Regions from separate parts of the Homo sapiens genome. Here region 1 is linked to region 2. Evidence: read pairs that join two places in POLR2A ChIA-PET (ENCODE). Cell type or tissue: PC-9. All regions are shown on one strand. Links, peaks and the distances in the headings refer to the core of each region. The heading gives the core; the rest is flanking DNA. Region 1 has its middle 45 kb from the start of LPP-AS2. Region 2 overlaps LPP (LIM domain containing preferred translocation partner in lipoma).

What was found. ChIA-PET counts read pairs that join two places held together with the same protein. Peaks named below come from ENCODE experiments on the same cell type or tissue, not always from the same donor. Only the 100,000 strongest peaks of a DNase experiment are listed, where the experiment ranks them.
Region 1: POLR2A ChIA-PET joins it to region 2 with 9 read pairs; 1 of 35 experiments calls an interaction of 5 or more read pairs at or near these places.

The regions. Positions count from the first base shown.
Region 1 is chr3:188,106,757-188,112,144 of GRCh38, forward strand. No RefSeq gene overlaps it. Among named protein-coding and RNA genes, the nearest start is that of LPP-AS2, 45 kb to the right of the region's middle. In PC-9, for the core only: no CTCF peak of the experiment used is centred there; a DNase peak (open chromatin) is centred at 2,455.
Region 2 is chr3:188,544,855-188,550,242 of GRCh38, forward strand. All of the region lies in intron 6 of LPP (LIM domain containing preferred translocation partner in lipoma), which reads left to right. Among named protein-coding and RNA genes, the nearest start is that of LPP-AS1, 21 kb to the right of the region's middle. In PC-9, for the core only: no CTCF peak of the experiment used is centred there; a DNase peak (open chromatin) is centred at 2,427; H3K27ac peaks cover 826 bases.

The sequences.
Region 1 (5,388 bases), core at 75-5,074, 440 kb before region 2:
AGAAACTCCTGCTCCCATCCCCTTGTCATCTCTTCATGAAGAAGGGGAAATATTTGTTGTTCATCTAACATGATCTACACTTTTTCACGGACCAGCGTTTAAGTCCCAGTTTTAAACTAGATGTCTTTTCTTTTTGTCAATGTCTTAACAGAGAAAGGTCAAGAGTGGCCAATAATTCATAGTGTGACCAGGGCCCCTGGATCAGATAATCACAATCCCTCTTGGCAGGACTTGAATTGCCTTTTAATTCAGTGTTATTCTCTGAGAGAGAGAGAGAAAAAATGAGGTTGAGATCAATGCGCCAATAGCCAAGCAGCTCTGAACTCAGTGTTCTTTCAACAAAAGGAAGCACAAAGATTACAGCTATGCTTTGTCCAAGTGAATGGATAAATTCTCACTCATCCTCTTAGAGGAAAACTGGTAACAAATGCTCCTTTCCAAGCCAGTTTTTTAAGACCCCAAGCCAGCTTTGGACCACGGCTTCAGTAGATGTTTGTGTGTGGATTTAGGATGATCCACTCTTAACTGTTACTTGCTACAGTGTTGCTCTCCTCCCTGTCTTCGCTCAGCGTGTAGAACGGTAAGTTAACTACGATACTACTTCCACCTCTGTCCTGCATCCCCACAGCCTCAGCTTTAGACTACCGCTGCTCACCAGACTGATGCCAGAATCTGGTGGGAAGGAAAGCCTGGGAACCCTCTCTGTGATGCTAATTTGGGCAAAGCACTCCCCCACTCCTGCTGTAAGGTAGGTCACCTGCCCATCACCTACTCCACTTTCTGCTCCTCCTCAGAGCGGCAGGAAAGAAAGAGGTCGTGGCCCTCCTCAGCTAGTTCTAGCTAAAGAGATCAGAAACGCCTTTGGAAGCTGAGGGGCGGTGAAAAAAAAAAGGGCAAGCTCTTTTCTTTGGAAGGATCCTCAGAGGAAATGCAGCTTGACGTTTGACACGGGAGTGTGGAGCAGTAATAAAGAGATGAAAGGTGAAATGATCAGTCCGGTCTTCAACTACATGCTTCATCTCTAGATCCAGTTCCCTCCAGTGGCAACCCAACGCTGTCTTTTTCTCTCCCCCTCATTTCTCTTTTTTTCCCTGAAACACATCTTAGAAAGAGAAAGACTTTCTAATGAGGCAAGACAAGCAGGACATTAGCCCCTAGCACCAATTTTAGCACAGGCAGTTGAAAGCATCCTAGTTAGTCAGTGAATGCTACCTGCAGGGCCCATCTGCTTGCCTTTTGAAATGTTTGGCCCTTGCTTTGAAACTTTTTAAAAATATAACCAAGTATTCTCTTTATCAAAAGGACTCTCTCTGGCAGAGGTAAGGGATTGAACTGTCTAAATATTCCAAAGCCAAGCTTGCTCTAGGCAAAGGAAGGCAACATTTCTTTCTTTCTTTCTTTTAATTATACTTTAAGTTCTAAAGTACATATGCACAACGTGCTGGTTTGTTACATAGGTGTACATGTGCCATGTTGGTTTGCTGCACCCATTAACTTGTCATTTACATTCGGTATTTCTCTTAATGCTATCCCTCCCCCTGCCCCCTACCCCACGACAGGCCCCCGTGTGTTTCCTGCCCTGTGTCCCAGTGTTCTCATTTTTCAGTTCCCACCTATGAGTGAGAACATGTGGTGTTTGGTTTTCTGTCCTTGTGATAGTTTGCTCAGAATGATGGTTTCCATCTTCATCCATGTCCCTGCAAAGGACATGAACTCATCCTTTTTTATGGCTGCACAGTATTCCATGGTGTATATGTGCCACATTTTCTTAATCTAGTCTATCATTGGTGGACATTTGGTTTGGTTACAAGTTTTTGCTATTGTGAATAGTGCCACAGTGAACATACGTGTGCATGTGTCTTTATAGTAGCACGATTTATAATCCTTTGGGTATATACCCAGGAATGGGATCACTGGGTCAAATGGTATTTCTAGTTCTAGATCCTTGAGGAATTGCCACACTGTCTTCCACTATGGTTGAACTAGTTTATACTCCCACCAAGAGTGTAAAAGCATTCCTATTTCTCCACATCCTCCTCAGCATCTGTTGTTTCCTGACTTTTTAATGATCACCATGCTAACTGGTGTGAGATGGTGTCTCATTGTGGTTTGATTTGCATTTCTCTGCACCACTGATGATGAGCATTTTTTCATGTGTCTGTCGGCTGCATAAATGTCTTCTTTTGAGAAGTGTCTGTCACATCCTTTGCCCACTTTTTGATGAGGTTGTTTGTTTTTTTCTTGTAAATTTGTTTAAGTTCTTTGTAGATTCTGGATATTAGCCCACTGTCAGATGGGTAGATTGCAAAAATTTTCTCCCATTCTGTAGGTTGCTTGTTCATTCAGGACATAGGCGCAGGCAAGGACTTCATGACTAAAACACCAAAAGGAAGGCAACATTTTTTACATTTACAAGATGTCATCCTGCATAGCATTGACTTCATTCATTGTTTACTTCCTGAATTCATGATGTGGTCAAAGTTAGCGGGGCATGAGTAGTGTGGCAGGATGGGTAGAGAAACAGATAAATTAGGTAAGGTCCAGTCCTTTAAGAGTTTAGTCTAGATGGCAGAGAGGCACCCACATTCAAATAACTTTAATGAAAGATAGAAAGTGAATACCGTAGCCCTCATCAGGGGTCAGGCTGAAGAGGTGGGGGTAAAAAAGCATTACTATTGGAATCATTTTAGCAGGTTTTCAAGATATTCTGAATTCCCCTTATGAGCTTTGTTTGGACACAAAACTCATGATTATACTGGTCACAGACACTATGTCCTAGTCATACAACTGTGACCAAAAAAGACATGGTCAATGTCATTATGGAACTTACACAGGACTTGATGGAAGTAGACCATAGCCAAACAATTAGGCAACTAAATATACAGTTACAAGTAGAAAAATAAAATTTTGGGCCGGGAGTGTTGGCTCATGCCTGTAATCCCAGCACTTTGGGAGGCCAAGGCGGGCGGATCACCTGAGGTCAGGAGCTCAAGACAGGCCTGGCCAACATGGTGAAACTCTGTCTCCACTAAAAATACAAAAATTAGCCGGGCATGATGGCATACACCTGTAGTCTCAGCTACTGGGGAGGCTGAGGCAGGAGAATTGCTCGAACCTAGGAAGCGGAGGTTGCAGTGAGCTGAGATGGCACCACTGCACTCCAGACTGGGTGAAAGAGCAAGACTCTTTCTCAAAAAAAAAAATAAAAAGATTTTGGAGAGTCTAAGAGGAAGAGGAAGAATTGTTTCCAGCTTAGGTGTGGTGGGAAGGTATCAAAGAAGATTTTATGGATAAAGAACCATTCATGCTCAATGTTGAAAGTTGCATATGATTTGGATATTGAGTGGCAGTAGGGGAAGGGGATTCCCTTTGAAGGGCACAGCGTGAACAAGGGCAACAAAGCAGGAAAGGGCAGGAGACACACTCTGCTGTGAAGTCATGGCAGAGCCACTGAACTTTTCTGGGCAGTGGAATTATTAGCTACATATTTTAAAAAGATTTGTTTAGCAGCATTACAGGAAGGAAGGAGGGAGGAACAGAGATAAGGAAGGTGGACCTTTGGGCAGCTACCAAAATATAAAATGGAAGAAGAGCAGTCAGTGGCAGAGGGGATGGCAAGAAGGAAGTGGACAGAAGAGGCATTGCTGGTTTATAATCCTGAGAATTTGGCAATAACTAGATGGCAGGGGGCAGAGTAAAGGGATGGGTGAGAGAGGGGAGAATAAAAGATAATTCCAATGTGTCTACCCTGGGAATATAGAAATAGAGATCTTCATGATAGTGGGGATGGGACAGGGGCTGGATTTATAGAGAAATTTCATTTGGAAATCCCAGCGTATTTACCCAGATACTAAGAATGAGGGCGTTCACCTTATAGTCACCCCTTCTCGTTTTCTATCTCTTCTTCTCCCATCCCTACCCTCTATGCTTAGCACTCTGTAGTAGTAGATTATAAATTACCACAATTTGGCCAGGCGCGGTGGCTCATGCCTGTAATCCCAGCACTTTGGGAGGCCGAGGCTGGTGGATCATGAGGTCAGGAGATTCAGACTATCCTGGTCAACATGGTGAAACCCCATCTCTGCTAAAATATATAAAAAATTAGCTGGATGTGGTGGCGGGCACCTGTAATCCCAGGCTACTCTGGAGGTTGAGGCAGGGGAATCACTTGAACCTGGCAGGCAGAGGTTGCAGTGAGTCGAGATCATGCCACTGCACTCCAGCCTGCCAACAGACCAAGATTCTGTCTCAAATAATAATAATAATAATAATAATAATTACCACAATTTTTGAGAAGTTAGAAAACTTCTCCCAAACTATCATCAGCAAATTCATTTCCCATCAAGAGGTCTGGTTAGCAGTGGAAAGGGACTTTGGTAACATTAGACAGCCAATACACAGCCAAGCACCTTTCAACATTGCTACCCTACCATTTACCAGCTATGACCTTGGGCAAGTCATTCTGCCTCCCTAAGCTTCACATTCTTCATTTGGAAGAAATTAGGAATAGTGAAACCTACTCCATCTACCTCAACAGAGTGCCAAATGCTTCAGAAAGAATCCAGATGAGAGGTCATGAGCTTCTGCCAGAACAAAGACAGTGGTGATCAAGGGAGAGAGTGATAAGCTCTCAAAGGCAGCCAAGTGGAGAGGAATGCCGACAATGTGGATTAGGCCAAGGAAAAAGTGTTGGAAGATAAGTAAATGACACACAAATGAGTAAACGAGCATCTACATGCTTTCTCATTGTGCATCAAAAGCAGATTTTGAGATTAGAACTTAGATCTTTAAAAACCTCTGTTTGGGCTTTACAGGTGTGGTGTAATCCCCTCTGTTTGGGATTACAGGTGTGGTGGCTCACGCCTGTAATCCCAGCACTTTGGGAGGCCAAGGCAGGTGGATCATCTGAGGTCAGGAGTTTGAGACCAGCCTGGCCAACATGGTGAAATCCCGTCTCTACTAAAAATACAAAATTTAGCTGGGTGTGGTGGCAGATGCCTGTAATCCCAGCTACTCCAAAGGTTGAGGCAGGAGAATCGATTGAATCCGGGAGGCAGAGGTTGCAGTTAGCTGAGATTGTGCCATTGCACTCCAGCCTGGGAGATAAGAGCGAAACTCTGTCTCAAAAACAGACAGACAAACAAACAAACAACAACAAAAACAAAACAAAACAAAGAAACAAACAAACAAAAAACTCTTGTTTGAGAGGGAGAAAGGGAGGGAGAAAGACGGTCATTACTTGCCAGAGTTGGCTCTCTGCCTCCCAACATCCACTCTCTGCTTCAGTTAACCATACTGGATTTTGGCTGGGCACAAACCGTGTCAGCTAAAAGACTGGATTTCCTAGCTTCTTTTGCAGTTTGGCAGGTGTATGTGACCAAGGCATGT
Region 2 (5,388 bases), core at 323-5,322:
AAATGTCCAACAATGATAGACTGGATTAAGAAAATGTGGCACATATACACCATGGAATACTATGCAGCCATAAAAAATGATGAGTTCATGTCCTTTGTAGGGACATGGATGAAATTGGAAACCATCATTCTCAGTAAACTATCGCAAGAACAAAAAACCAAACACCGCATATTCTCACTCATAGGTGGGAATTGAACAATGAGATCACATGGACACAGGAAGGGGAATATCACACTCTGGGGACTGTGGTGGGGTCGGGGGAGGGGGGAGGGATAGCATTGGGAGATATACCTAATGCTAGATGACACGTTAGTGGGTGCAGCGTACCAGCATGGCACATGTATACATATGTAACTAACCTGCACAATGTGCACATGTACCCTAAAACTTAAAGTATAATTAAAAAAAAAAACATTAAAAAAAAAAAAGAAAATTCTTTGTAAGCTATAAAAGCCTTTAGAAAAAAAAGTAAGCTTTGTTTAAATTATTAATGTGTAGGTTGAGGCAAAACAAGCACTCCCTTTTGACAGAAGGGATAAGTACTGGTTCATATAAATACAATTTTATCTCCATCTGTATCTGTATCAGCCATTTATTTCTGCTTGATAAATTATCCCAAAGCTTAGTAATGTCTACCTTACTCACATATCTGCAATTTTGATAGTACTCCATGAAAATAGCTTAACTCTGTTCTGTGAAATGAGCCCATGTGCCTCGATTTGGGTGCAGAGGATTCACTTTCAAGATGCTTTACTCATGGCTGGCAGTTTGGTGTTAGAAGTGCGACTAGAGTTGTGTGTCAGGACCTTAGTTTCTCTTAATGTGAGTTCCTCTACAGGCTCCTAGGGCTTTCTTACAGCATGGTGGATGAGTTCCAAGGCCAAGTATCACAAGAGAGAAAGGTAGAAATGCCAGCATTGTTATGACTTAGTTTTAGAACTTACACAGAGTGTCCTTTCTACTATACACTGTTGATTGAGGTCCACCTGGGCTCAAAGACAGGGGGTTAGTCTCCACCTTTGTTGTTGGGGTTGTAGTAAGGCTCCAGACAAGTTTGTGGGCAAGAGACACTGTCGTGACCATCTGTGTACAGTACAGCCTGCCATTATATTGTATTTTATTGCATTGTATCACATTTTACTACATCATATTTTAATGTTTTATGTTGTATTTGTTTCCATTTGTGGAGGACTTAATATCTGCCAGACATGTATATTCTGTATTAAAGTTGACTTAATTCTCACAACAACCCTGTGATGACGTGGTCCTTCTCATTTTCACCAACGAGAAAACCAAGTTATAAAGATGGTAAGTAACTTGCCTAAGGTCAAACCAGCTCATAAGTGGCAGAGTTCAGGTTCAAAACCAGGCAATCTAGTTCTGGATCCCATACTTTTCACCACTCTGCCAGATTATTTCTATGTTGTTATCTGTTTTTATGTCTTAAATAATATTTATGCCATGCTGTTACTAATCACCATTTCCATCCCTGTCTCTGTATCTCAGTTAGAGAAAGTGGGTAGATAAGGACTGGATATCAGACTGGATAGGGAGGAAACACATGCAGGAGTATCATTACCTTTGAGAGAGGTGGGTCTGAGCTTGTCCCTAAGTGCTCCTGGACCAGTTCTAGGAGATCTCAAGAAAAGAAGCAACGTAACATTTCACTAGTTCCATACAGAGTTTATATTGGCCTTAATGATTTTGCCTTTAATTTAATAAGACATATGGGAGTCTACGGAATCTAGGGAAGGCAGCTGAGTAAGTAACGATATTTTTAAAAAAATTGGAAATAGGGGCCAATATTTGAAGACTAATGAAATTCAGGGGCATCTATTCTCGTTCCACAAAAGTTTAGCTATCTGGTATTCCATCTGGTGATCTATTCAATCAATTAACTCTTCCATATTGGGATGTTTGTCAGAGTCCAGCTTACAAATTGAGGAAATCCACAGTCACTTGTGAGCTAGTTTGTATCAGTTATTAAAATTTACTTATTTATTGTAAACTTCATCAAACCAACAATTGTTAAGCCCCTACTGAATGCAGGACACTGCAGATTACAATCAAGGGGAACACAGTTTATACCCTTTCTCACACCACAAGGGACTTCTACTGTAAGAAAAAGATGTGTAAAGCCATAACGACAAGAATATGTGATAAATATGATAATGAATCTATGAACAAGGCTGTATGGATGCCTAGCGGAAGGTGCTCCAATATTCTCCTGGAGAGGTCAGAGGGGGCTTTTCAGAGCATTTAAGCATATATATTACAGGAACTGGAAATGTTCAGCCCAGTTGGAGCTTAGAAAATGTAGGGCAAGTGATAAGCCTGGAAAGGAAGGCACGTAGATATGTTTCTGCAAATGCATTCCCTCCTTCTGTCTTCCTGTCTGCCTTATATACACAATGATGACTCAGTACCAGGAATCTCAGGAAACAAACAACACACATGCACAATATAAATTCCTCTACAATCCCTCTATTTATCCTCAGTGCAAAACCTCAATTAACTAATAGCTCATCTGAAAACTGTCAGGGCTAGAAAGTCCCATAACCCCTCAGGATAAAATCACACCAACCGTAAGTTACTTAGGCTCTCCAAGGTCAGCCTCCTTTTATCTAGCTTCCCTCTTTTTATAAAGCTGCGGGCCTGTCTCTAACAGGATCATGTGGTAACATTCATGATTTGCAAGAGCTTTACTGCTACAAAGCACATTTGCAATACACTGTCTCTTTTTTTTACTTGGCATTTGCGATTTAATTGTTAACCCACCTGATATATAGTGAAATTGTGGCCCAGAAATGTGAAATGACTGCTCTTAATTTTTACAAAAATAAAACAAAATAATCTAATCCTTAAAGTCGTGTCTTCTTTTGCAAAATCCTAGTACATTTTTAGTACATCAGTTGTGTTCCGTAGCTGGGGACTCTGTTCAAGTGAACCTTAATAAGAAGTGTGATGTATAAAATGGCAGAGTTTGAGGTGTTCTGACTGAAATAAGGAGTCTGGGCTCTGGAGCGTGGCTGAGCATCTTCTTGCTCACTCCAGAAACGGCCCTGAGGCTTCTTCATGTCTAGTGTTGTGAAAACCACTCAACTGCAGTGTGCTTATTACCTATGTCTAACCTTGGAGCACTCAGAAAAGACCTAATGCTTATTTTACTGTCTGAAGTGGGAAGACAGCCATTGTTAACGTGGGATCTCCCCTAGCATTCTCCTTCTGATCCTAGCGTAAATTCCTGTGGATCAAAGCCCAGCCCCTGAGACTGTAACAGAGAGAATAAAAGAACAAGAAGATGGTGAAGGCGATATGGTGTGGTAGATGGAGCATGTGAATTCTCCTAGTTCTGCTTCTAACTCACTTTTTGATTTTTAGCAGGCAAGCTATTTCACTTCTCTTGTGCCACGGTTTCCATTCATAAACTAGGGAACTGGACTTCTTGTCTCCTCACCGTCTGATTAAAAACATTCCGTGGTGATTCCTTTTCTTGGTAAGACACATAGCTTAGTCCACCTCAGGTCCCAAAAGGAGGATCAACCTTAGTGTTTTACGCTCTCTAATATGACCTCTTGCGGTCGATGTTTTAGAGGTATCTATCATATTGCATGGATTGAGGGAGTTTGACCTGTTGAGCTGGGCGAGTTATCACCATGCAGCACTTCAGGTGCTTACTCTCTTTTTATCCATGCATTGGTTCATTGGATTCAAACATTTCATTAGACTTCCTGCCTTCTTTTGGGGGGATATTTTGAATTTGGGGATAATAAGTTTAGAAATCTTTGGGATGAAGAAGAGGAAAGAGAAGGCAGAAAAGGAGGGCCATGACTATAACATTTATCAGCAACTGTGCCTCTTCCAGAAGAATCAGGATGGACTGGATTTGAATATAAAAAGTAGGAAGAGAGGCAAGGCAGAAACTGGGAGAGGCCGCAGATGGTAGTGATTGCAGATCCTTTATAAAATGCTGCATGTTTCAACTTTCCTCTGCCCAACACTATCAAGTGAGATGGATCCTTGGAGGTCTTTGGGTCCAGTCCTCAAGGAATCAAAATTACATCTAGGTAGTAGGAATAGGTTCTAGTGTTCTATACCACGTGGGATAACTATAGTTAGCAATAATGTGTGATGTAGTTTCAAATAACTAGAAGGCAGATAGTTAATGTTTTCAACACAAAGGAAATGATAAATATTTGAGATGATGAATGTGCTAATTACCCTGATTTGATCAATATACATTATATGTATGGAATTTCACTGTGTACCACATGAATAGGTATAATTATTTTTAATTTAAAAAAAGCAGTTTCTCATGTAAGCTGGATGTTGCTGGATAGTTTAACAGAAGTCTGTATAGCCTTGTTGTATTTTAATCATTTTATCTTTTTTTTTGGCCTGGAAAATATTAAGTTAGAATGGCTGTGCTGGAATACATCATCCCCACCTGTATATTAAAGCTCTGTGTTATTTAAAAATTTGTCTAAGAAACCTATAAATTGATGGAGCCTCACTGTGGTGGTTCTACTTCTCTATTTTGTGTGTTTGTTTGTTTGTTTGTTTTTTGGTCTGGTGCCATTGAGCCACTGTCTATAGGAATAAAAGGATGTTAGCATGACTGATAGTTCAGTGACCTGTAAGTAGCGATTTTAAAGAAAAATTTTATAGGTCTTTGTTAGTTCCAAATCTGACTACCTGTTAATTCTGCTTTATAGTCATGCTCTGACTTTACCATGAAGGCTGTAGCATTGTGCTTTATCTCCTTGTCTCCAGAGTACAAGATCTTGGTAAGAGAAAAGAGTGATAAACCCAAAAAATACAAACTCAGTTTACCTGAGACTGAGTAGCACAGAGGTCTCCACTACCACTCATTTCCCTCTTCACATGGCAATGGAACTTTTCATTAAAAATAAATTGTATTTACTCATGTATATTCTTATGCTAAACTGATACCCTTTTTCACAATGGATAAAACAACAATAAATGTTTGCAGCCTCGCACATCAATTCTCGAACCCTGTTCTGCAATTTCTGGCAATAAAAGGCCTTGCTTAGTGTGCATTAAAATCTTGGTTCTAAAGTCAGTGTCTACTTTCATAGAAAGTATAGTTTGTGACCTCTGTTACTATATTTTCACCAGCAATTTGCACACTTGTCATGAGGCTTTCTCTTTGTATGGGTCTTAGATAATGCAGTATCTTGACATGGTACTTCTATGGTAAGACAAAGAGGATGCTGTTTTTGTATTAATGCGACCAAAATATTTCAAAGCCAATCTTACAGAATCCCCCTATTGGACATCCCCCATAAATTTTTTAATGGAACAAAACCCCTCTGTGAGAAATAACAATTTGTATACGATTTCAAAGGCATAATTCAAACTATAGCT